Regions from separate parts of the Homo sapiens genome. Here region 1 is linked to region 2. A link is a contact called in ENCODE Hi-C or POLR2A ChIA-PET data. All regions are on one chromosome and are shown on one strand. The core of a region is the stretch at or near the end of the contact, and the rest is flanking DNA. Distances in the headings are between cores, read along the strand shown. Region 1 holds the start of ZNF778-DT (ZNF778 divergent transcript). Region 2 holds the start of ZNF276 (zinc finger protein 276).

The links. Hi-C counts contacts between places; a loop is a spot of excess contacts on that map. ChIA-PET counts read pairs that join two places held with the same protein, here RNA polymerase II (POLR2A). Pooled maps may share reads with other maps.
Region 1: a pooled map shows a loop between it and region 2 (21-fold over the local background). The contact joins the promoter of ZNF778-DT here to the promoter of ZNF276 in region 2. A Hi-C loop is called at or near these places in 10 of 50 pooled maps. POLR2A ChIA-PET finds 5 or more read pairs at or near these places in 2 of 52 experiments (H1 and activated CD4-positive, alpha-beta T cell).

The regions. Positions count from the first base shown.
Region 1 is chr16:89,215,287-89,220,895 of GRCh38, forward strand. ZNF778-DT (ZNF778 divergent transcript) reads right to left here and starts at 2,367. Exons shown (of 1, transcript NR_186410.1): 1 at 1-2,367. It overlaps ZNF778 (zinc finger protein 778), which reads left to right and starts at 2,417. Exons shown (of 7, transcript NM_001201407.2): 1 at 2,417-2,624. RefSeq lists enhancers at 955-1,249, 2,199-2,248, 2,773-3,303, 3,304-3,833.
Region 2 is chr16:89,720,287-89,725,705 of GRCh38, forward strand. ZNF276 (zinc finger protein 276) reads left to right here and starts at 1,251. Exons shown (of 11, transcript NM_001113525.2): 1 at 1,251-1,559; 2 at 2,245-2,548; 3 at 2,851-2,897; 4 at 2,974-3,423. The coding sequence starts at 1,355. It overlaps VPS9D1 (VPS9 domain containing 1), which reads right to left and starts at 612. Exons shown (of 15, transcript NM_004913.3): 1 at 477-612. The coding sequence starts at 575. RefSeq lists silencers at 219-1,338, 1,419-1,878.

The DNA.
Region 1 (5,609 bases), core at 1,117-3,616, 500 kb before region 2:
GATGATCAACATAACTAAACATTAGGGAAATGAAAACAAAAGCCACAGTGAGATCACATTACCCCGGTGGTGATGGCTCTTAGCCATTAAATAGGAGGTAACTGTTGGCTGGATGTGGTAAAGTTGGAACCTTGTGCACCTGCTCATGGGAATACAAAATGGTGCAGCAGCTCTGGAAAACAGGACAGTGGTTTCTCAAAACATCAGACAGAATTATCATGTGACCCAGCCATTCCACTTTTGCATATATATCCAAAAGTGCTGAGAACAAGGGTCCAGGATATTTTTGCACACGATGCTCAAAGCAACATTATTCACAATAGCCTGCTGGTGCCAAAGTCAAATTTTAATACATTCAGTTACTTAAAACATATCCGTGCGGTGGCTCACGCCTGTAATCTCAGCAGTCTGGGAGGCTGAGGCAGGAGGATCACGAGGTCAAGAGATAGATACCATCCTGGCTAACATGGTGAAACCCCATCTCTACTAAAAATACAAAAATTAGCTGGGCTTGGTGGCACGTGCCTGTAATCCCAGCTACTCTGGAGGCTGAGGCAGGAGAATCGCTTGAACCTGGGAGGCGGAGGTTGCGGTGAGCCAAGATTGTGCCCCTGCACTCCAGCCTGGTCGACAGAGCAAGACTTCGTCTCAAAAAAACAAAACAAAACAAAATTAAAAGAAAAAAAAACATATCCCAAGGGCAGGCACGGTGGCTGCAGTGGCTCACGTCTGTAATCCCACCACTTTGGGAGGCCGAGGCGGGTGGATCACCTGAAGTGAGAAGTTTGAGACCAGCCTGGCCAACATGGTGAAACTCCGTCTCTACTAAAAATTACAAGGTGGGCACCTGTAATCCCAGCTACTTGGGAGGCTGAGGCAGGAGAATAGCTGGAACCTGGGAGGCGGAGGTTGCAGTGAGCCAAGATCGTGCCACTGCACTCCAGCCTGGACGACAGAGGGAGACTCCGTATCAAAATTAATAAATAATAAATAAAACACATCCCAAACACTCATAGTGTTGAACCATTTAGCATGTGGTTGCTTTGTATACTTCGTGAAATTGTGTCCAATCTCTGCTAGCCATAGATAAGATAAATCCTGGGGCTCTAAAGACTGCAAGCCGTTGCTGCCCTTCAGAGCTTTGTGACTCAGACACCTGTCAGGCTGCTGAGAAACGTGATCTAGTCACGTCAGCCCTCCCCCTGTCTGATCTCCTTCTTCTCTGGGAGTTCTCTGCGCGCCCCCCGCCCACGCTCATTTTTTTCTCTTTTCTGAGTAGTGACCCCCAATTCGAAGCCTGTGGGTAATCTCATGGTGCGTGAGACTCCCTCACCCTCCAACCTGTCAAAGCTTGTGCGCCACCGCCACCTCCTGGGCACATCTTGTTTCTTAATCAGCCACGAAATCACGTGAACACTTCACATGTGGTTTTGTTTTGTTTTTCACATTTAGACTCCTGATCCGTTTGGAGTTTATCCCTGTGAGATCCAGAATTAATTTCATCATTTCTCAGACGGCTAACCATTTGTCTTAGCACCTTTCATTATAAACTGCATGTTTGTTCCACCGCTCTGAAATTATGTTTATGAACCAAATTTCCATGTTACTGGGTTGATGTCTGGATATTCCATTTGTTTCCTGTTCATGTGTCACTAGCACACAGTTTTAATGACAGAGGCTGTTTTCGCATCTGTCGGGCATTGCGCTTTTGTTTGTCCGCGTCGTCTGCGTTATGAGACATTTGTTCCTCCATGTGAACTCCAGGATCAATATGCCTGGTTCCAAAAAAAAAACCTTTTCGTATTGTTACTGGAATCATGTGACATTTCTGAATGAACCTTGGGAGAACCCCTGGTATCAGTGCTATTTTGCAACGTAGTATAGGTGGTCTTGGCTCCTACGGTACATTAGAAAAGTAACAGAAACGCATATTTGAAGCGAAAAATAGATGAACATTTACAGAAAAAAAAAATACCACATTGAAAATGCAGTGGAATCAACTGTTAAAAGTTCGGCGTGATGTTCAGACAGATAAAAAGGAACGGGGCCAGTGACTCCCTGCAGAGATCGAGAGAAGACCGAGCACTCCCAGCACCCGCGGGCTTCTCGCTGTGACCGAACCGCGGGCCGCGCTCGCGACGAGCACTTCCTGGCTGTACCCGCCCAACCGCGCCCTCCTGGTCTGTTCCGGCTCCGCAGTTGCGTCCAGAGGCCTGATCCTTACGTCCGCCTGGTCCTCCGGGCCTGTCTCTGCCTCCAGCCCGGTTCCCAAGGGCGCCCCGGGGCCCTCCCGCACCCTCGCGGAAGAAACTACTACCTCCCCGCACCATAGGCCAAAGCTTCGGCCCGGAGGCTGGAGGCGGAAGTGACGCCAAAGACGCGCCGGCCCCTCTTCCGGCGCCGGCCCCGCCTCCGCCTGTCTTACAGCTGATCCGGTTCTTGCGGCGGTGCGTGCTGGCGCCGGAGAGTTCCGCGCGTGTCCTCGGGCTGTCCGCGGGGAAGCTGGTCCGGGAGTGGGCGCCCGCCCGCCTGCCTCGCGCCTTGCGCCCCCGGCACCGCTTCCAGAAGGGAAAGTCGCCGCCGCTCGCGGTAGACCCGGGCAGCGCTTCCATTCCGCGGAGCTGGTGAGAGAGGGGCCCTTTGCTTCCTTCACTTTGAACAGGGCGTGTTTCTGTGAGAATCTGGCTTCGGCTTTGACGTTTTTTATTTGTTTCTGGCACATTGTGTTGGGACCGAAGCGTAAGGTAGACCCCTGAGCGCCCCGGGCGTGCAGCTCCCTGTGAAAGTTAGCCCGTGGGGGCCAGCGGGAGCGCGCGTCCCTCGCCGCCGGGACTTCCAGGCCCGGCCCTCGGGGCGGGAGGGATGCGGCCGTTGTCCCGCTGGTCTTGGAGTAATCGAATCCACGGTGAACAGTGTGTTTCGACTAACTGTATTTTTTCTCACGTTTTGCTTTAGAAAATCTGAATCTAATAAAAATGTGAACATCTGCTACAAGGAATATCCACTGCAATCGTTTTACTCCTTTTTAGCTTTGGGCCATGTTTTCTCTCTCCCCCAATAAATAAACCTTACGGTGAATTATTATTTGAGTGTAAGTAAGTTGAAATTAAACTGCACACATGATACTTAACCTTTAAATACTTGGTAAAGCGTCTGTTAAGGGTAAGGACATTATCCTACTGAAACCACAATATTAGTATTTCATCTAAGAAAATTAAAATTAGGCCGGGCGCGGTGGCTCACGCCTGTAATCCCAGCACTTTGGGAGGCCGAGGCGGGTGGATCACGAGGTCAGGAGACCGACACCATCCTGGCTAACACGGTGAAACCCCATCTCTACTAAAAATACAAAAAATTAGCCGGGCGTGGTGGCGGGCTCCTGTAGTCCCAGCTACTCTGGAGGCTGAGGCAGGAGAATGGCGTGAACCCGGGAGGCGGAGCTTGCAGTGAGCCGAGATGGCGCCACTGCACTCCAGCCTGGGCGACAGAGCGAGACTCCGTCTCAAAAAATAATAATAATAATTAAAAATAATAAGGTCCGCTGGGCACAGTGGCTCACGCCTGTAATCCTAGCACTTTGGGAGGCCGAGGCGGGTGGATCATCTGAGGTCGGGAGTTCAAGACCAGCCTGACTAACATGGAGAAATCCCGTCTCTACTAAAAGTACAAAATTAGCCTTGCATGGTGGCGCATGCCTGTAATCCCAGCTAGTCGGGAGGCTGAGGCAGGAGAATCGCTTGAACCTGGGTGGCACAGGTTGCGGTGAGCCAAGATCGTGCCATTGCACTCCAGCCTGGGCGACAGAGCAAGACTCCGTCTCAAAAAAATAAAAAAATAAAAAAATAAGAAGGAGGTCATCCACTGTCTACTTTGTGTAATATCTAGGATTCTCAACATTTTTCCAACATTGCGCTGTTGGGTATTTTGGGGACTAAGAGCCCTTCAAGGTTTATCTGTTCCCATCGTTTATGTCTTTTCACCTAGAACAACCCCTGTGGTTTCTCTATCATATTGACTTTGGTGTTGTTTTCTCGTGATACGTTTAAATATTCCTCCATTTCTTGCTGCTTCCTATGAACTTGTAATTGAATTCAGAGGAGAGGTTGGCAAAGGGCGGATAGTAAGCACCTTATGCCTTTGGGTCCACGAGGTCTCAGATGGCTGAGTTCAGCCTTAGTCACCTCATGTCCCATGTTAGCTGTTCCTTCTCTACTCTGTCCTGGTTCCAAGCCCCAGCCTATTTCTGAAAAGGTAAGTGGTCAGCTGCATAGATGACCGTTTAGAGGGTGTAGATTTACTCTGAAATCCCAGAGGGTTGTGCTCTGAGTCTTATCAGTGCTTGCCAGAGGCATCCAGCGGCATCCTGTTTACCATGGACGCTGTGTCAGTGGGTCTGCTGGGTCCTTTCCACCAAGTGCCTAAGAAGCTTGTCCTGCACCCTGAATGTGCACTGATCCACACTTGGCACTGGCAGCCTTACAGGCAACTGTGTAGAGCGTTAACGCTGTTATATACGTTGCCCCTAAAATTAAAAGATCTGCAGAGTGTTGTGCCTCTTTTTTGGTTATAGGTGTCATGAGGTGCAGTAACTTGGAGGTGCATATCGGAGGGGATGTCTTTATGTAATCCAGACTGCTGAACTCGTAGAAACTATGGCCCCTGAATCACAAGCTCTCTGTTGTGTATATTTCATATGAAGTTATCTAAAATGTGTTCATTTTCTGTTCACTGTATCCAACCAGCCTCATGTCAACATAGTGTATGAGTGCAGTCTGAGGGTCAGGTCCTCTGGGGATGATGTTAAGGTGGAGAACTGAATATTACATCCCTTTTTGAAGGAGGGAAAAGAGCCTGTGCAGGTGACAACAAAGTCAACACATTTGTGGGTCTTTTAGCCCAAAGACCTCGCCCCCGCCGACACCTAGTAGTAAGTACAGTTTATACAAGGAGAATGGACATGTTTTTCTGACATGTGAAACTTTACTGTTTTAGTCACCTCATCGGTAGAATAAGAAAGTACAGCTCTAGACCTACCTTTGTCCTGCTGGGGAGTGACCGCAGACTCAGGAGTACAAACTGACGAGACCGGGGCGGGGCACGGTGGCTCACGCCTGTAATCTCAACACTTTGGGAGGCCGAGGTGGGCGGATCACGAGGTCAGGAGATCAAGACCATCCTGGCTAACATGGTGAAACCCCACCTCTACTAAAAATACAAAAAAATTAGCTGGGTGTGGTGGCACTCGCCTGTAGTCTCAGCTACTTGGTAGGCTGAGGTGGAAGAATTGCTTGAACCTGGGAGGCAGAGGTTGCAGTGAGCCGAGATTGCGCCACTACACTCCAGCCTGGGTGACAGCAAGACTCCATCTCAAAAGCAAACAAAACCTGTGACGAGATGGTCGAACATGTACCAGCTAACCGTCCTGGTTCACCACTTCCTAAGTGGATGATGTGGACCAGTTCATGTTATCTGAATCCAGGCTGTTTTAGGTATGAACACGGGTGAAATCTGTGAATGGCTGTTCTGATAATTAAAGGCTTCTGTTGTGTCTTTTGACCCATATACTGCTCTTCAGTAGGTGACGTGGATATTACTAGTCCTCAAGAGAG
Region 2 (5,419 bases), core at 1-2,500:
AACGGGCCACACCCCTCCGGCCTGCTTTTCCTTCCTAAGACGACTGCAAACAGCATCACAAATGAGCAGGTATGTGGCCTTCTCTGCATGCCGTCCCCTGTGGCAACCGGATTAAATCTACCATCTCTGCCCAGAAAAATGCACGAACGCACGGACCTGCCCGTCACTCGGATTTTGGAAGGTGGCCTGGCGGACCCTCCTGCTACATCTCCTCTACAGGTGGAGCCCAGGCTGTGATGCACCGGCTCAGCGAGCGGAGTGGAAAGCCAAGGTCCGCAGGATCTGAGCTGTCCAAGGTCACTGCACGCCCGGCTGCGCCCCGCCCCCGTCCTCGCCCGGGAACCGCGGCCCGGGATCCCGGCTGGCGCCCGCTCCCAAGTCTCCAGCCCGAGCCGGCCCCGTCCTCGCCCTCCCCGGGCGGGGGTCCCTCCAGGGGCCACCCTCAGCGGCCAAGCCCCGCCCCCGCCCCGCCTCACCCGGGGCCGGTTGCCGGTGTCCAGCTCGATGGCCCCGTTGGCAAGCTTCATGGCGCTCTGCAGCGGCTTCACCGTGCCGTCCCCGGCCGCAGCGGCCATGGCGCCGAGCGGGGGAGGCGGCGGCGGTAGCCGAGGGGCTGGACGGGCGACCGGAGGCCCGGAACGCAGCCGGCGCTGGTGCTGGAGCCGCCCGAGCAGCGGACCGCAGGAAGGGACGCGGCCGCACTTCCGGCGACGGGCCCCCTCCGCGCGTACTGCGGGCCCCACGGGTGTTAGTGGCGGGGGCGGCAGAGTCCGGGTGGGTTGTCGCGACGGAGCCGGGCCTCTTCGCCGTCTTGAGACGGGGCTGGCGAGAAGGGCCCCTCACGGAGTTGCCATGGGCGTCTAACCGCGGCAGCCAGGCCCCTCTCTACGTGAGACCCCGGCCCCCCTCCCCTTTCTGCAGCCCGCCCGCCACCTGCGCGCCGCGTGGCCTCCGCCGGCGCCTGCCCGCCCCGCGCCTCCGTCTCCCACGGTAAGAGGCGGTGAGGGCCGCGTCGCCTCTCCCTGGAGGACTCGTCGTGAGGTGTCGGCGAGCCCCTCCGCCCACCGCCCCGCCCCAGGCCAGCGCTCCATTGGCGACAGAGGCGGGCACGGCCGCCCTCGGGCCCGAGAGGGGAGCGGTACGAGCGGGGGCGCTGGCACCGCGGGTGGAACCTCGGCCGGCGGGGTCCCGCCCCTGGCCCCTGGCCCGCCCCGCCCGCCTCGCTTTGCTTCTCGCTCCGCCCCTCCCCCGCCCCGCCTCGCTTCCAGCGCGCCGAGCGGAGCCTAACGCCGGGTCCTCTAGGAACCTCGGGCCGGGCAGCACCCGCGGGATTCTGCTGGCGTCCTCCGCTGCCATGAAGCGGGACCGGCTGGGCCGCTTCCTGTCTCCTGGGTCGTCCCGACAGTGCGGGGCCTCGGACGGCGGCGGCGGCGTCAGCCGGACTCGGGGCCGCCCTTCCCTTAGCGGTGGGCCGAGGGTGGACGGGGCGACGGCGCGGCGCGCCTGGGGCCCGGTGGGGTCCTGCGGGGACGCGGGCGAGGACGGCGCGGACGAGGCAGGTGGGTCCGCGGCCCGGGCGTGGCGGGTTGGGGTCGCGGCAGGGGTTGCTCGTGGGAGGAGCCGCACTGACGCCCGGAAGCCGGCGCGGCCTCTCCTCCACCCGGCCAAGGGCGTAGCGGACTCGGGGCTGCGTCGGGATAGGCGCTGGGCGGCCGGCTCGGTTTTCCTCGCGCTCCGTGACGCCGGCGTCGCCGGCCCGGCCTCCCCGGCCGCGGGCTCGGCCAGAAGGGACCCGGCGTGAGGAGCGCTGTCACCGCGGGCAGGTCGCCCTGGGGTGCCCGCGCGTGGGAATCGCCCTCCCCTGCTTCGTGCCCTCGCGGAGCCGGAAAGGAGGCGGCACCTGCAATTGGCAGACAGGAAACCGCGGCGTTTCCTGGAGGGCGCAGCGCCTGCCCCGGGTCTCGCGGTCGCTGGGAGGAGGGTGCAGTTCCAGGTTTCACTCTTGAAGTTGCTTCGCTGGAGAGGCCTTAGAGGCCTTTGAAATTTGAAAGATTTCTTGGACCAGCGGCCACATCCCCCACAGGGCGGCTTGTCCCGCCGAGAGCCGCGCGCCCGAGCCGCTTGCTGTGTCCGGGAGCCGCGCGAAGGGCGCTGCAGGCGCTGCCCTCGGACCTGGAGTCCGGGACGCCCTGTGCTCAGGAGCCTCCTTTGCCAGCTGCTAACACTTCCTGCCGCTCTGTGCAGGAGCAGGCCGGGCTCTCGCCATGGGTCACTGTCGCCTCTGCCACGGGAAGTTTTCCTCGAGAAGCCTGCGCAGCATCTCCGAGAGGGCGCCTGGAGCGAGCATGGAGAGGCCATCCGCAGAGGAGCGCGTGCTCGTACGGGACTTCCAGCGCCTGCTTGGTGTGGCTGTCCGCCAGGACCCCACCTTGTCTCCGTTTGTCTGCAAGAGCTGCCACGCCCAGTTCTACCAGTGCCACAGCCTTCTCAAGTCCTTCCTGCAGAGGGTCAACGCCTCCCCGGCTGGTCGCCGGAAGCCTTGTGCAAAGTACGCCCTAGTCTGTTCAGAGCACGTTCAGGCTGTCAGTACTGCAGTGTGACGGGTGTTGAGAGAGGGACAGGGCGTGCCTCCGCGGGAGCCTCTGGGTGGGGGGAATGGGCCATGCCCGGGTTCAGTGCCAACAGCCCTGGGACTGTTGTGGAGAGATGAACTGGGAGGAGCTGGGGTGAGGGAAGAGAAAGTTGCCTATGGGGACCGCTGAGGTTTGAGATCTCGAGAGGGTCCCGTACGACGAGCGCTGTGAACCTCCGCCTGCTTGTCCTGCTCATGGCCACACTGATCCTTTGCAGGGTCGGTGCCCAGCCCCCAACAGGGGCAGAGGAGGGAGCGTGTCTGGGTGAGTCCTCCCCCGGTGGAGGGTGGGCTGGGTGCCGACCAGCCGTGGATCTGACATCTCTGTTGACTCTCTGCAGTGGATCTGATCACATCCAGCCCCCAGTGCCTGCACGGCTTGGTGGGGTGGGTGCATGGACATGCGGCCAGCTGCGGGGCCCTGCCCCACCTTCAGAGGACACTGTCCTCCGAGTACTGCGGCGTCATCCAGGTCGTGTGGGGCTGCGACCAGGGCCACGACTACACCATGGATACCAGCTCCAGCTGCAAGGCCTTCTTGCTGGACAGTGCGCTGGCAGTCAAGTGGCCATGGGACAAAGAGACGGCGCCACGGCTGCCCCAGCACCGAGGGTGGAACCCTGGGGATGCCCCTCAGACCTCCCAGGGTAGAGGGACAGGGACCCCAGTTGGGGCTGAGACCAAGACCCTGCCCAGCACGGATGTGGCCCAGCCTCCTTCGGACAGCGACGCGGTGGGGCCCAGGTCGGGCTTCCCACCTCAGCCAAGCCTGCCCCTTTGCAGGGCCCCAGGTAGGAGGCACCTCTTGCTGGTGCTAGACCAGGATGTGTGCTCCTCAGTGGGGCAGGGTTTTCAGCAGAAAGTGAATGTCTCCACTGCTCTAGGTGGTGGCTGGGGTGTGGTGTGAGAAGGAGCAGAGCTTGGGGCTTCTGCCTGCGGCTGCTCACCACATCCAGAGAGCAGGGAGGGGCGGCCAGCCTGTCTCCGCCTCTTGCTCCTCTGTGAGCAGGGCTCTGTTCCAGCAGTTTCTGTGGAGACACGCTCATCAGCCGTCGAGTCTTTTTCTAAGCCTGTGCTTGGGGCTGAGGGGACTGAGGAAGAGGGAAGAATAGGGCCTTGTCTGTGGATGTGGGAGAAAAGAATGGCCGTTGCCTCTGCGGCTGCTGCCCTGGGCCAGCTGCAGGTCATTTCCTGGCACTCAGCCAGCCGCCTGGTGACACCCTGGTGTGGGCCAGTGTGGCGCAGCTTTCTCTGCTGACAGGCTGAGGGGAAACACAAGGCCCTTGTTTGGGCCCCAGAACCCATAGCACTGTGGGCTGGTGCAGCTGCTCCTGGATGTTGTTTTAGGAGGGCCAGGGCCAGTTTCCCTCCGGCCTCTTGTCCTGTGTGTGCTCTGTGCACCTGTCCCCACCTGAGCACTCAGTTCCCACTTTGAGTCTTGAGGGGAGCTTCCGAAAAGCGTAGCTACCTGTAATCCCAGCACTTTGGGAGGCTGAGGTGGGTGGATCACTTGAGGTCACGAGATCAAGACCAACCTGGCCAACATAGCGAAACCCCATCGCTAATAAAAATACAAAAACTAGCCAGGTATGGTGGTGGGCATCTGTAATCCCAGCTACTCTGGAGGCTGAGGCACGAGAATCACTTCAGCCTGGGAGGCGGAAGTTGCAGTGAGCCGACATCGCACAACCGTACTCCAGCCTGGGTGACAGAGCAAGACTCTGTCCCAAACAGAAACACAGCTACCCAGATAGTTTAGCTAGATACGGGTGCACAGATGAGACAGTGCGGCTCGGGGGCCTCAGGTAGGAACGGGATTGTGAGTGTCACATCTTAGAGCTGCTTGGCTCTGTAAACTTGTATGCAGTGTGTTGAGAACAATTCTATCTATCTGTGTATCTATCTACCTACCTACCTATCTATCTTCCTACTTCTTTGTCTCTCTCTATCTACCTACCTATCTGTATATCTATGTATCTACTTATCTACCTATTTATCTATTTATTTACCTACTTATCTATCTATCTATGTGTTTATTTATTTTTGAGACAGAGTCTCGTTTTGTAGCCCAGGCTGGAGTGCGGTGGTGCCATCTTGGCTCACCGCTACCTCAGCCTCCCGAGTAGCTGGGATGACAGGCACATGCCACCACGCCCACCTAATTTTTGTATTTTTAGTAGAGATGGGGTTTCACCATGTGGGCCAGGCTTGGTCTCGAACTCCTGACCTCGTGATCCACCTGCCTCAGCCTCCCGAGTAGCTGGGATGACGGGCACGTGCCACCACGCCCACCTAATTTTTGTATTTTTAGTAGAGATGGGGTTTCACCATGTTGGCCAGGCTTGGTCTCGAACTCCTGACCTCGTGATCCACCTGCCTCAGCCTCCCGAGTAGCTGGGATGATGGGCACGCGCCACTACGCCCACCTAATTTTTGTATTTTTAGTAGAGATGGGGTTTCACCATGTTGGCCAGGCTTGGTCTTGAACTCCTGACCTCGTGATCCACCTGCATCAGCCTCCCAGAATGCTGGGATTACAGGTGTGAACCACCGCGCCCAGCCAAGAACAATACTTTTTAAAACTTATTTTAGGCCAAGTGCAGTGGTTCACGCCTGTAATCCCAGCACTCTGGGATGCTGAGGTAGGCGGATCACGGGGTCAGGAGATCGAGACCATCCTGACTAACACGGTGAAACCCCATCTCTACTAAAAATACAAAAAATTAGCTGGATGTGGCTGTGGTTGCCTGTAGGCCCAGCTACTTGGGAGGCTGAGGCAGGAGAATC